Linked DNA regions of Homo sapiens: all the other regions are linked to region 2. A link is a contact called in ENCODE Hi-C or POLR2A ChIA-PET data. All regions are on one chromosome and are shown on one strand. Each heading gives the region's core, a stretch centred on a gene start or an enhancer-like site at or near the end of the contact. The rest is flanking DNA. Distances are from core to core; before and after follow the strand shown.

Region 1 (2,700 bases), core at 24-2,523, 36 kb before region 2:
GCTGGGACTACAGGTACTGGCCACCACGCCCGGCTAATTTTTTGTATTTTTAGTGGCGACGGGGTTTCACCATGTTAGCCAAGATGGTCTCGATCTCCTGACCTCGTGATCTGCCCGCCTTGGCCTCCCAAAGTGGAAAAGTTAATTTTAAAGTTGAAGAGAGGCATGCACGAGGGACTGACATTCCTGGGCTCTGCCTTCTGCTGTGCCCCTCAAACCACATCACACAGCCATGGCTCTTCAGTGTGTGATGAAACTAGACAGATGGGATAAGACTAGAAATCTACATTTCCTTGCTCTAATGAAAATATTTTTGAAATGCTTATCCTTATGTCCTTGTATCCTTGAGATGTTTATCTTTGAATGAGGCTTCTCAGCTTGGCTTATTATATCTGATGATGTTGTTTTCTGTACGGCATTATCTTTCTTTCCAGCTATTCAGGCAGATACATTTAATTTTATTGTAGAGAAATACCTCTTTCAATTAAATGTGATAGTGTAAACTCTAGGCATCTGTCACTTTCCCACCTGGAAAATGATCAAAACTTCTAAGACAAGGCAAGTTTCTTTCTCTTTCCCATACTTGCTTAATGGCTCTAGAACAGAAATATTTGAAATAAAGCCAATAAAAAAGAACCTTGCATTGTCTTAGAAGTTTTGATCATTTATGGTTGGATTGGAGGAAATGAGAACCTTGAAGAATTATTCTGTTATTTTGGTTTAAGGCAGAGTAACGCAGAGAGTGTGAGTTGGGACTGACAAACTCTTCATGAAGAGGGCAAGAGGGAAGCATTCTGCATTGGGTGTGCCCATGCGAATTACGTGTCCTTTTATTTCACCGTGCCACGCCCACCTTCCCACCACATTCACCTTTACCTTGTAAAGATCTCTTAGGGAGGGAAAAGAGGGAGAAAGAAAATCTGCGGAAAATCTGCAGCCACAGAAGGGAATAAGGGAGATATTCCTGCATCAACACGGGCTTCATGCATCTGTGGCATTGCCTGTGGGGAGGGCGTTTTGTGGAGGGGGAAAACCTCATGGATTTTCTCTGAGACTCTGCTCCTTTTATAGAATCACAGCCTGCGCAGTAACAATGAAAAAGTACGTGGAAGAAAACGTGTCCCAGACATCATACACGACCATCAAGTACTTCATGAAGATGCTGAGCAGCGTCAGCGAGACCTTGATCTTCATCTTCATGGGTGTGTCCACTGTGGGCAAGAATCACGAGTGGAACTGGGCCTTCATCTGCTTCACCCTGGCCTTCTGCCAAATCTGGAGAGCCATCAGTAAGAGACGGCAGGGCTCCAGAGTCTCCGGTCCTGCTGCATTTTCAGTTCTCTTATTCCCTTCCGCAATGTTAAAACTGGAGGACTGAGTAGATGCTAACTGGTTTTACCGGTTAGGGTAGACTAGGAACCTGGTCGTGAGCAGGAATCTTTTCTGTTTGTTCCCTCAGTCAGCTCAAAGTAATTAGTGGTTGATAAGGTTCTGCATTGAAGCAAGGCTGGGGCAAGGAGTACTTTTTTTTAATTGAAGAAAGAAGTTTCACATCTACCTATTTAAATATAATTCAGTCAATGGAAAAATACATGTTTGTTACTTTTTATTTGGAGTTGCACCAATGTTTTTGGTTCCTAAGACCAACATATCCCTTGCTCTTCACTTCTTTGCAGATTTGTATCCTCTTGCACCTTAAATCAGATATGGATTATAAACTGTGGGCATTTATTTACACTTTCACTATAGGATAAGTGAGATCTCACAAATTGTATTCTATGGAAGACAAATACTGATAGAAAACATCCCCCTAAATAGTATAGGTGGTTTCATTTGAGGGTTGAGTGCATGAATGTGTGATGTATAGCAAACAAACAAATCAGAAAGTGAATATTTTTAAAAGAGCTTCGTATTAATTAGTAAGAACAACTTTAGAGTGTAACTGGCATCACACCTGTAAAATGTAACTAATCTTTTAAAATGAGAACTAGTGGCTGATGATTTATCTTGTACATTTATGTTTCAGGAGCTAGAAAAGAACATTAAGCACTGAACTACAATATATGTGTTGCCTTTTGATTAAAAGCAAATCTATTTTTAAGTGACTTGACTAATATTTGAAGCGTTATGTTAAATGACTTTGACCAATATTTTCAAGCCAATTACTCAAAGAGAAATTAGGTGAAATGGCTGATAACCTATCTTGAACATATTAATTCCAAATTCATTTAGGATGGGTTTTAGGCTCTAGAGGAGATTAACAGGAATACAGAAATATTAAAATATCTATAAGTAACTCTGAATATATATGTTTGTTGGGCTCCTTGGGGGAGAATAGAGGAAGCTGTGATACAAGTTTATTATCTTAAATCATTATCACCGGCCTTATTACAAACTAGCTGTTTGATCTTGGACAGACATGTAACTACTCAAAATCGTCTCCCTCAACCACAGAATGATGGATTTGAACAAATTTCTTAGTTCCCTTTCAGTTCTAATACTCTGGGACTCTGGGAATCTACAGGGGAGTAGAGCTAATGCCAAGAGAAGTAAAATTACAGAGCTTTAGCCGAGCCAAAAAGAAAAGAAACTACCTAGGAGAGGATTTATATTGCAGGAACCTCAACATTGTTAATCCTTCATGATCCAGCTCAACCCCATACTCTTACAGTTGAGGAAACTGATGGAAAAACCACCAAA
Region 2 (2,700 bases), core at 76-2,575:
TTCTCCCCACTGTACAGAAGAGGAAACTGAGTCTCAGTTAAGTTATCACAAAGGACATACAGCTAGTAAATGGCAGTATCATTTAGAGCAGTCTGACTCCAATGTCACTAACTCTATCCACTAAGCTGTAGTTACCCTCATAACTGTTGTAGAGAATACACTGAAAAAAAGAATATGCTTTTTGCCACCATCATTTGAATTTTAAAGGTTACTTTACCAAACCAGGTAAAATTTAGGTCTTGTTTGACTGCTGCTGCCACAGCTCCAAGGTTCCTTTCCATTTTACCTGATGCTGAAGTGCTAATTCATGCTCACAGAGGGTGTGACCAAATCATTCATTCAGGAGTCTGCGTCTTTGGACAAATATAGTGAAGTGAGGCTATGAGTTATGCTTGAATTAAATTATTTTTATTCAATATTTTTTTTCATTGGATTTTATCTTTGAACTAGTGAAAATACTAGAAATTGGGCCAGTTAGAAACTTTTAAAATAAGGGGTCGCCTAGCACCATGGCCCTGAGCCAGTCTAAAAGGAAAGAAGGACCCATAGTGTTTCATTTATTTTGTTTTCTTACAGCAATTTTTCTGGGTAACTAAGAGTGAGTGAAACTCCGACCCTGGGTTTCACTGGTGTACTCTTTCACCCGTGAAGGCGGCCCTTGTTTTGAGTTTGTGCTTGTCCTGGACCTGGTTCAGGAGGCAGCTCTATTATCTAACTGTGCCATCTTTAAAAGGGGTCGTGTAGATGAGGTTTCGGGGAGGGCGGGTGGTGGGAGGATATCACTAAAGTTCTAAATGAAGTTAAAAAAACAACCAGTCAGAAAGGAGGATAAATGTTTTGTCCTCCAAAAAAGGATATTCTTAAAAGGAGAGGACAAAAGGACAGGTCCTCACCCAAGGACACGCCCATGGAAAGTCACACAGAGCCGGGCAGTACAGACCAGCCCAACACAGGGTTTAGCAAACAATGCTTGCCCTACCCCACCCACATCCCTGGAGCTGAATTTCAAGTTCTGATTTTAGACAATACAGCTGGAATGTCTGCACTTTCACTCCACAACACATGCAGTTTCAGGCAGCTCTCTGGTAAAAAAAAAAACAAAACAAAACATTTGGACAAATATTATAAGAATGAAAATGAAAATTTGAAAAGTAAACTACATCTATGGTGAATTTGGCAATTAAATTCTTCCAGGCAGAATGAACAGAAAATAAGACATTTTGGGGTACCTCACAAGAGGTTTAGTTTCATAATGACTTGAGGAAGTAGGGTGAATTTATTGGAGGAGAAAAGGTACTATCGTGATTAAATCACAACACTAAGCCTTTTTGGTATTTAAGGGAGGCTCAGGAAACTTCCATACACAGGAAGATAATTTTACATTTGATAAATTATTTGCAAGGCTTAGAGTCCTGTCCAGTGTTCTCTATAAGACTATAAATGCTTTGGATGCCAGACATAAAGAAAGCTCTGGGAAAATGTTGCTTCATTAATGTGTCCTGTTTAGTCCTAAGATCTAAATACCTTAGAGCAATGGTTAAACCTTGGTTTAGCACTACAGGGTCAGTTCTTCCAGACTTCTGAACTATCTCCAGGATTACAGTAAATGTAGTTTACCTTGCAGTAGATGTCTTTCCAATAGGCATTAGCCTCACCTGTCTGGGGACAACCCTATAGCCTCTTCCTTCAACAAGGCAATATTTCTGAATCAGCAGATGTGGGGTGGAGTATTAGCTCTATTACTTAGCAGTTGTGTGATATTGACCAAAGAAGTCGGTTCCATGTCACTGAACTGGGGATAACGACATCTACTCCATCTAACTCATGAAGTGGTTGTGAGACTTGGATGAGGTCAAGAGTTTATAAACTCTGGAGTATGGAGCCCTCTTTCTGTCTTGAGCAACCAGAAACATTTTTGTGCCTATGAAAGAACTTAAAGAGGAAATACAAGTGGTTAAGAGCTGGAGTACAGGAGTAAAACAGACCTGAATTTGAATGCTGTTTTGCCGTTTTGTAAAACCTTACTCAGACAATTTGCTTAACCCTTCCAAGCATTAGCAGAGTGTTTGACACATAGTTTAGTGCACAGTAAATGTTAGTATTACCATATTGATGGTTTTAGATAGTTTTGTAGTTAAAGGTGTGTTAAAGAAAAAATTATTCAATTACACTTGTTAAGGCACAGTAAGGAAGACTTCATTTGGGAGAATCAAGATAGATATAGAGACCACTGTAATGAGATTTTGCAGTGAGAAACAGAGATTGAGTCCACTCTGATTACAGCACTGGCAGAGTGGGAGTAATTGAATGGGAAATTACTAAGAGGAAACATCAGGGGTAAGGGGGATTCTGGCCAAACCAACCTAACAGTACTCTTGCTGAAGACAGGCCAGGGTAATCAGTCATCACCTGGGGGATGGTGGAGGAAAAGACCCCAATGAGATATTGAGGGTAATCAGACATGATGGGGCTGGGGGTGGTGTTTCTTGCTAAACTGACTTAGAAGGGTTCTTTTCTAAAACAGATTTTATAAGGAAGTACACAAACGGGCCTTGGAGAAGGTTCAGCCTCTGCCTAATGTTTGGTCAAGCAAAGAATCTTTGGCACGTGTGGGCTATGGAGTCAGACTGTCTAGATCCTGTGAAAATATATTTTTTAAAAAAGATAAAATCATGACTCTCAAATAGAAGATGAACACTT
Region 3 (2,700 bases), core at 96-2,595, 45 kb after region 2:
AAAAATGTATCTTAAGAACCAAAGGAATGCAAAATCTAATTAACCCTCTGGGTTATTGTATAACTTCTGGAGGTCTTTCCCATGTAATTAGTCATTGTATAATTAATTCTGAGATTGGACTACCTGATGACCTCCTATGAGTATTGGAGTAATTGACTTAGCCAACACAAATAGGTGCGATATAGCCCATTTGACTCAAACCAAACATCAGTCATGTCCTGCCTGAAATCTCTGGTTATTAAGACACTTGCCAAGTTGAGAAGCTGTCCCCTAAAACTGCACAGGACAATAATCATCAAGTGGTGTAGAATGCAATAATTGTTTACTTAATGGGAAAATATCTTTCAATGGCAGAAAGACTTAAAACTAAATATAGAAAATATTTGAGAGAATCAAATGTATGGTATTAATATCTTTGAAATAAGAAATCTGTGCATGATTCTTTACATATATATGTATAACTCAAAATTTTAACTTGATAGAAACAACAGATTGGCCTCATAATTCCAATTTGAAGTATATTTTTAAGCAATTGAAAGACTCATGATTTTTAAGTAGACATCTTAGTAAAATTAAAAATATCAATGAAAAGCTTAAGATAATTCAAATTTCTGAATAATTATAAGTTTGATTCATCAAAATTTTAAGAGTTTTTTTTTTAATTATGGAGGTTTTAACCTAAACGTATGTATATTAACCTTAAAATATCGGTTTGAGGTGTTAAGAGGAGTTTTCCTGTTTGTAAAGTAGATAGAACATTAGCCAAAGGCCCTTTTAAAGGTGATTGTTAAAATTTGCTAGATAATAATAATAATACATTTATGATTAACTTTTAAAAACCAAAGTAAACCTCCACAATGCTTTCCCATGCACAAGGCAGCCCTGCAAAACACACATTATTTAATGTGAACTAATCTCTTTGCTAAGCTTTCTGCTTGTTTGCCTTTCCATTTGGCTTTTTTTCAAACCTCCTCGAAGATGCCTTCAGGCCTGGGGGTGGCAGGACAGAATCACTAGGTGACACCCAAAGACCATGAAAAGAGTTGCCAGATGGATGAGCACTGTGAGGTTGGAGAGAGACAGGGAAGCTAGGAGAGAGGCAGGGAAGGCTTCGGAAGTCATCAGAAGCTTTTCAAGAGACTACAGACGACCCCTGGCTACAACTGGGGAAGGCCAAGTTTTATCCCTAAGTACACACTGTACCCGTCCACCTTTGGATCCAGCTCCTGATGTTTGGTCTTATTATCTTCAATGATAAGGAATGAGGAGTCAGAGCGTGTTTCTCCCTGAAAGCCAGTGTGACTCCTTGTTTCTGAGATTCTTTTGTTAGTCTTTGCTTGTTGAGGTTTTGTCTTTCCCTAAGGGTGAATTCCCTGGCACAATGGACCACTCCCAGCTCTATGCGGGTGCTTTAGCTGGCAAAAGAACTGAGGTTGAAATATGAGATTGACTTTCTGGGTGAGGTTCCTGTTTGTTCAAAGCCACCTCCTATCTTTCTCCTCTGAAGCCACCAAAGAAAACTCTGAAGATCCCGGAGTGACCCTTAATTAGCTCAGGAAGGAGGTACAGGGTAGCTGAAATAGAACTCCTTTCTTTTCTCTATAGCAAATACAGTCAGGGCCAAAAGCCTTTTATGGACTAATCATTTTTCCCTGGTTTGATCTATTATCTGGGTACATTGCAACAACTTTGCCTCTGTTCCTTTTAGACAAACAGCTAGGTTTTGAGTGAGTGATTTCTTTAGCTCCAGCAGCTACGATTTTGGGAGTGCCCAGCCATTATCTTCAAATGGCTATTCTCTTTCGTTTGGGGAAATGCAGTGGTAAAACATCAGAGCTGGTCCTGCGGAAATAACGAAGTGGCCAAGGTCATCGAAAGGATCTGGCCTGTTGTTCCTCTGCTTGCCCCTGCCCACCTCCAGGCCTCAACACCAACCTCCGCTTATCAAAATATGTTCGTAGGAAAATTCAGAACAAGCACGTTCCATTTTGGTATGTTAGATGTCTCAGAACACCAGCATCTGAGCCAAGTTTGAGAAAAGTGAATTTCAGGCAGGAAAGTGGCTTAAAAGGGTTTTTTGGGGAAAGAGGGACTTCCCTCTCATACTAAGGACAGCCTTCCTAAAAGGAAATGCACAGATTAGCATACAAATTCAAACTAAAACAAAAATTGGTCTAAACTAGTATTTTGGCTGAACTTGAACTAACTCAGAGTGGTTACTTTAAGTCCAAACTAAACACTAGAAAGCATTCTCTCAACAGTCTAGAATGTATCTTTAACCAAAGTTGAAAGAAATATGAGATTATGCCATCTTAGATTTGCCACATGATTTTAAATTGCTTTTTTTTCGAGGCTTTCAATTGAAGCAATTGGACAAGTAGAAAGATTTAAAAAGTTTTTTTCTGGACATTTGGACATATGAAATATTTTCTCGGGATTAAGGGTAATCACACTTAAAATAATACTTACTTGTTACACTAACATTTTATCTTAATGATTCTCAACCTTCATTGTGGGTAGAAGAATCACTCACCTGGGGAGAGAGTAGAATGATGGTTACCAGAGTCTGGGAAGGATAGTGAGGGAGAGGGGGAAGTAGCGATGGTTAATGGATACAAAAACAATGGAAAGAATACGATCGAGTATTTGATAGCACAACAGGGTGACTTTAATCAGTAATAATTAAATTGTACATTTAAA

The links. A loop is a pair of places that touch in the nucleus more often than their neighbours do. ChIA-PET counts read pairs that join two places held with the same protein, here RNA polymerase II (POLR2A). Pooled maps may share reads with other maps.
Region 1: a loop to region 2 is called in a map of PC-9, with 2.5 times the contacts of the local background. The contact joins two enhancer-like sites. A Hi-C loop is called at or near these places in 1 of 168 maps with a recorded cell type or tissue (PC-9) and 1 of 50 pooled maps.
Region 3: a map of PC-9 shows a loop between it and region 2 (3-fold over the local background). The contact joins two enhancer-like sites. A Hi-C loop is called at or near these places in 3 of 168 maps with a recorded cell type or tissue (PC-9, endothelial cell of hepatic sinusoid and heart right ventricle) and 5 of 50 pooled maps. POLR2A ChIA-PET finds 5 or more read pairs at or near these places in 1 of 52 experiments (activated T-cell).

The regions. Positions count from the first base shown.
Region 1 is chr2:102,504,183-102,506,882 of GRCh38, forward strand. It overlaps SLC9A4 (solute carrier family 9 member A4), which reads left to right. Exons shown (of 12, transcript NM_001011552.4): 4 at 1,072-1,289. Among named protein-coding and RNA genes, the nearest start is that of SLC9A4, 32 kb to the left of the region's middle. Within about 2 kb of position 1,274, at least 2 of the 41 ENCODE cell types and tissues checked have a DNase peak (open chromatin) inside an H3K27ac peak, as active enhancers do.
Region 2 is chr2:102,540,131-102,542,830 of GRCh38, forward strand. No RefSeq gene overlaps it. Among named protein-coding and RNA genes, the nearest start is that of SLC9A4, 68 kb to the left of the region's middle. Within about 2 kb of position 1,326, at least 2 of the 41 ENCODE cell types and tissues checked have a DNase peak (open chromatin) inside an H3K27ac peak, as active enhancers do; they include PC-9, where a contact is called at or near this core.
Region 3 is chr2:102,584,911-102,587,610 of GRCh38, forward strand. No RefSeq gene overlaps it. Among named protein-coding and RNA genes, the nearest start is that of SLC9A2, 33 kb to the right of the region's middle. Within about 2 kb of position 1,346, at least 2 of the 41 ENCODE cell types and tissues checked have a DNase peak (open chromatin) inside an H3K27ac peak, as active enhancers do; they include PC-9, where a contact is called at or near this core.